Regions from separate parts of the Homo sapiens genome. Here region 1 is linked to region 2. The links are chromatin loops, found by intact Hi-C in ENCODE. Cell type or tissue: mammary epithelial cell. All regions are shown on one strand. Each heading gives the region's core, and the rest is flanking DNA. Links, peaks and the distances in the headings are about the cores only. Region 1 overlaps MOXD1 (monooxygenase DBH like 1). Region 2 overlaps MOXD1 (monooxygenase DBH like 1).

Evidence for each region. Hi-C counts contacts between places; a loop is a spot of excess contacts. Peaks named below come from ENCODE experiments on the same cell type or tissue, not always from the same donor. Only the 100,000 strongest peaks of a DNase experiment are listed, where the experiment ranks them.
Region 1: a loop joins it to region 2, with 4 times the contacts of the local background. A loop is called at or near these places in 1 of 110 quality-filtered maps.

What each region holds. Positions count from the first base shown.
Region 1 is chr6:132,333,008-132,335,919 of GRCh38, forward strand. All of the region lies in intron 4 of MOXD1 (monooxygenase DBH like 1), which reads right to left. Among named protein-coding and RNA genes, the nearest start is that of MOXD1, 67 kb to the right of the region's middle. In mammary epithelial cell, for the core only: no CTCF peak of the experiment used is centred there; a DNase peak (open chromatin) is centred at 1,434; H3K27ac peaks cover 298 bases.
Region 2 is chr6:132,391,585-132,394,496 of GRCh38, forward strand. All of the region lies in intron 1 of MOXD1 (monooxygenase DBH like 1), which reads right to left. Among named protein-coding and RNA genes, the nearest start is that of MOXD1, 8.4 kb to the right of the region's middle. In mammary epithelial cell, for the core only: a CTCF peak has its summit at 1,403 (motif pointing left); a DNase peak (open chromatin) is centred at 287; H3K27ac peaks cover 798 bases.

The DNA.
Region 1 (2,912 bases), core at 85-2,584, 59 kb before region 2:
TAATGATGACAGAGTTATACATTTTTTAATTAAAAATACTGAGGCTGGGCCGGGCGCTGTGGCTCACGCCTGTAATCCCAGCACTTTGGGAGGCCGAGGCGGGCAGATCACAAGGTCAGGAGATCGAGACCATCCTGGCTAACAAGGTGAAACCCCGTCTCTACTAAAAATACAAAAAATTAGCCAGGCGTGGTAGCGGGCACCTGTAGTCCCAGCTACTCGGGAGACTGAGGCAGGAGAATGGCGTGAACCCGGGAGGCAGAGCTGGCAGTGAGCTGAGATCGCCCCACTGCACTCCAGCCTGGGCTACAGAGTGAGACTCCGTCTCAAAAAAAAAAAAAAAAAAAAATACTGACCCTGTAATGTATCAGAGTAGCATTTAAAAAGTGTTCCTTATTCTGGTTACTTCACACATTCACATTATTATCACAATCACAGGGGGAATGCCAAGAGTTGCCTCTATTCAAAAATATTAAAATTGTACGAATTATTAAAGAAAGTCATGACCATAGAAAGTATACGAATATAGATATATTGGTATTCCTGACACTGGAATGAACATTTAATTTAATCTTGCTTGTAGCCTGGCTGTATGATGGCAGAAGAAATAAATAAAAAGAAATACAAAGCAGTGCATATGGAAGTGGAGGCAAGACACAAACATGGAAATTCCCCTGATGACATCAAACTATGTTATTGATCCCACATTCTTGTACAAAGGTGGGGTGTACAGACCCAGAATGGTGACAGGCCCGTGAGCTTACCTTCTGATGGCAAAACAGACCAGGCAAGGAGGGCCTGGCAGCCGTGGGTTATTTATTAACTACTGTGTGTATTAAAGGAACAGCCCAGAAACCAGAACACAGACAGAAAGGGAAAGACTTCAACCTGAAAGAGGAAAACAGTCTCTTCCATTAGATCAAGTAACGGGAGCTTTCAGATACACTTGAGATATCTTAGCAAGAAAAGCAGAGAACAACAATAAACAGTTGCTCAAGAGTAGCCAAAACCAAGGTGGAAATTAACACTGACCATAAAGCTGACCTTGACAACGACCGTTTTTCCTAATCTCATCATCTCTTCTTACGCACTTTATCCAGGTCAAATATGCCTCACATAGCCCCTGCAGCACAAAGAGTGCTTAATAACTATTTATTGAATTGAAATAAAATGAATACTACCCTTTCCATGAAGCCAACATCAATGAGGCTGAATCATTAAATTCATTTGCCTCTTAGTTTCTTGATTATCTCCACTATACTGCATCCCACTTCAGCTACTGAATCCCATTGTCACACCCTGCCCATGAGTACACTACCTCTGAAATTCTCTTTCTGTGCCTCTTTCCTTTCCTGTTAGCTCTTTCACACTTTTCCAGTTGCTCAGCCAGCCATTTTCTCCTGGAAGGTCACTGAACTCATCACTCACCAGCACTCACAACTGACCCAAATGCTCAAATGGTGAATCACTCCTGTCATCTGCTCCTTCTCATCCTCCACTAAGGACACTGGAGATAAACTTTATACAAGTATTCGCATGAGACTTCAAAGTTCATAACTCACACTTTTGCCTCAGAACGTCAATCTTTCTTTGGTTTTGCTCTGCATTCTGTTCAGCTCCCTGAAGTGGCTATCCTAAAACCTTTCCCAATTTATGCACACCTCCTAATCAGCTCTCAGCAAATGTCTTCATTATTTTGATGAGAGAGGAAAGCGTTTCTATCCACTCTGTAGCTGCCTGAGGGCAGAGCTGGGGGGATAGAATTTGATGCAAAGGACACAATATGATTGAAAAAATCTTAAATATCAGGAACCCATTTTATATATTCATTTTTTACAATGTAGAAAGTAATGAAACGATTCAAAGAATCTACACTTGGTGGCATCTTATTCTACTTAACTTGAGCTATACAGAGTGGGATGAGACATAGAGAACCTAAGACCAAGTGACTGGGTACAGAGATAATACCAAAAAATTCTATGTGTTGCAGAATTCCCTAGAACTTAGAACGAAGAAAATGTTTCAGAATTTGAGGCAAGAAAATCTTAGGGGAAATGTATATTTCCCTTCAGTGACTGAAAGAATGAGATCTTTGACAAAACTGTGCCTACCTGCTGATCTCTCTTCACCAGCACCTACCCTGAAAACAGATTCAGTTCAAAAAGGGCTTTTTGTGAAAGACACCGAGTATTGGAAAAAAAAAAATCCGTATGGTTTTGGAGGCTTCAAATAGCCAATTACCTAAACAATAATGCTGGCTGAAAGAAACATATTTTTTTTTTTTGCTTTATTTCCCTGTGCTGGGTTGAACAGCGTCTCCTGAAAATTCATGTTTACCTTGAACCTCAGAAGGGGACCTTATTTGAAAATAGGGTTTTTGCAGATGTAATTGGTTGAGAGGAGATCATACTGGATTAAGGTGGGATCTAAATCCAATGACATGTGTCTTTATGAGAGAAAGGAGAGAGAGATTCAGACATAGATACATACAGAGAGAAGATGGAGGCATGAAGATGGAGGCAGAGATTGGAGTGATGCTGCCACAAGCCCAGGAATGCCAGAAGCTACCAGAAGCTGGAAGAGGCAAGGAAGGGGAGTTTTTGGAAGGAACCTGGCCCTGCCTATATCTTGATTTCAGACTCCTGATCTCCAGAGCTGTGAGAGAATAAATTTCTGCTGTTTGAAGCTATCCAGCTTGCAGTCATTTATTACAGCAGCCCTAGGAAATTCATACATCCTCAATTTTCTACCACAAACTAAAAATTTGGAGATTTGTACATTTCTACCTAGGTCATGATTGTCCCTGTCATTGTTTGTGACACGAACTCATCAACTCATCACAAATACACATTTCTCATACATGACTGAAGCTAAATAGGTTTTTTTATTTATAGCTAAATATATGTGTGTCA
Region 2 (2,912 bases), core at 161-2,660:
TTTTTGTATTACGTATGGATCAAATACTTCCAGAAACATGACAATGTGTAATGAATTCATCCCCTTCACCAGTAACTTTATTTTAATATGGCTCTATTACAAATGAAAAATCAATAAACCACCATTCAGTTTCTTTGAAGTAGACTCTTGCCTCTCCTTCCAACACTCTAGAAATATGCCATTGGTTGCCTAAAGCCTTGAACTTCGTTTGTCAATTCAGGTGCATTGTTTCCTTGGCTGTTAGGTCTGCCTGTTTCCTCAGGCTAATTATGAAATCATCTGCTCCGCCAGGAAGAAGCACACAGCTGAAGAGCATCATCCTGTGTTCCAGCATTACTGTGGAGCATGTGTCCTTATTACTAATGCACAAAGCACGACACTTGGAGAAGTCTCTTCGTTGCCTGGAAATTGGGGGGCATAATCTGAAGACTTATAAATATCTCTTAACAAAGCACCAGCTGAGCTGTGTCAGGGTTGCACACTCTCTTCATCTCTCCCTTACAGCCTTTCAATTTGCTTTCCAAACATTTCTTTGTCGCCGTTGGCTGGGGTGTGCTTAAAAGAAGCACATCGTTAACCACAAAGAATGCTCACTGTTTTCTGTGATTTCAAATCAGTTCCAAGCACTTCCTCAGCAAGTGGCCCGGCAGCAATTACCCTGCTGCTGAAGACACTTCGCATCACAGGCCTCAGTTTTTGAGACAAGCAAGCAAGGCTGTAAGAAATGATAACATATGTTTCAGCCTCCATTCACCAGCGATTTATACCCCCATAAGAAGGGTGAATCAATTTTCATGCAAATTCAACAGGCATATTCAACAACGTTGCTCTCTTCTCTAATTCACACAAACTCAGCATTCATCGGCTGCATTACTTGCCTCAAATGGGCACTCACAGTTGCTAAATGATTCGGGCGGGGGTGGAGTTGCTCTGTGTCAAAAAGGGGCAAAGAACAAGGAAAGGACATGAATCCATCAGGGCAATGAGAGCTGAACTGATTCACTGAGACAAAATAGTGAGGTTTTGAAAAGCCAGTGCAAAAGGAGATGGCTTCCCACCTCACCCTGACACTTCTGTGAAAGATGGTGTAGAAACTGACCTCGGCAGCATTCAAGGGAAATGTTTCCACAAGCATGAGCTGCTCCAGAACAATTTATCCAATAGATTATGTTGAGATAGGCTTCACTTTACAACCACATTTCTCTCTTTTCTTTCCCATCTTGATCATACCTGTTAATATCCTCTTTGCGGAAATATCTCCAGAAGGAGTCAAAAAGGTTAAAATGGGCAGCGCAAATTTCCATATGCCAGGTCCCTGGATATAGTTTTAAAGGGCCTGTGGCCTTAAGTAAAATCTGATTTCTTAACTCCACAGGTCTGCAGGTAAATGTCACACTGCCCTCTGGAGGTAGTCTCATTGGATCTAACCCTGAATTAATGATTGCCAGCTACTGAAAAATATATGGTTGCTGAATTTCAGAAGTCTTTTTCTAGGGTGGAGAGGGTATAGAATAGGAGGACAGTTGAAAAATTACCAACTGCTTCCAACTCCTTGTGAGTGGAGTGAGTGTGTGTGTGTGTGTGTCAGACAGAGAAGGGGGTGGGAAAAGGAAAGGAGAATAAGTAAAGATTGCCCCCAATTTCAGTAGTGCCAACAGAGAAAGGATGCATGTAGACAGGAAGCTTCAAGATGGCTGACTAAATGCATCTGGTACTCACCTTTTCCAGAGAGAGGAGCTAAAATAGCAATTAGATAATCACATTTTGAATAGATCATCTGAGAGAGAATACTGGAATTCAACAGAGAAGTGATGGGAAGCACTGAAAGCAAGGAAGGAGAGGGAAGCAAGGAAGCCAGCTTAGCTGGGATCAGCTGGGAGCCCGGAGAGGCTCCTTAATGTGAGGAAAGGGTAAGTGAGAGACACCAAGTGGTCCACATTCCTGCCACAGAATTCTACAATGCTAGCCATAGGAGAGCCCCTGGACTCTCATGGGCCCTGAGACTCACAGAGAACTGCCTAGAGATCACATAATGGCATTGTTCTAGACAGGGAGCTCATGCTGAGTCCTACAAACCCCCAAGTCCTAAGCAGCTGCAGCACTGTGCCATTATGAAAGCCCCGCCCCTGCCAGAATGTGTTCTGCCTGGGGGCCCAAGAGCCCCTGCACCTCCATATCCCTGGAGCCCAACTGACACTCATCACCCACAGACACCACTGTTGGGCTGAGGCAGGAGCCACTGGAAGTGACCTTGCCACCCCAACAAAAAGGCAGCTATACATTTTCATGTGCCATCTGCAGGACTGAGGACCAGCTTGCCCAGTTCATCATGGACATCACCAACACCAGCACTGACCACTTGGGTTCCAGAAAGTTGTCCCACCACAGCTACTGCCATTGCCACAGCATACCTGCTACCCAGAAGCATGATAACCTGCCCATCCTCCTGACCCACCATGATATTCCCAGCACCTGGAGAGGCTAATGCTCAACCCACTGCTGCCACCACTGAGGCCCAAAGACTGGCCCACCTAATGTCCTAGTTCCCAGCAAAACTTCACCACAACCTCCACTAATAATCACACCCTAAACCACTGAGGAAATCACAGACACCACTGACACTGTTTACAGCTGGAAAAATTACACAGAGACTATACAACCACCCACACCTAGAGTCAAGGCCAAAGTGCCCTACCCAGCCAACACCGTAGATAAATCTTCAAGAAATGTCATCCCCTATGAAAGCAAATTCAAAAAACTGGAGCAACTGTTATATCAGATGCACAAATGATCAATGTAAGGACACAAGAAGCATGAAAAAATAAGGAAATATGGTATCTCCAAAGGCACACCATAATTATCCAGCAACAGATTCTCATCAAAAAGAAATTTAAGAAATACCCCCCAAAAAA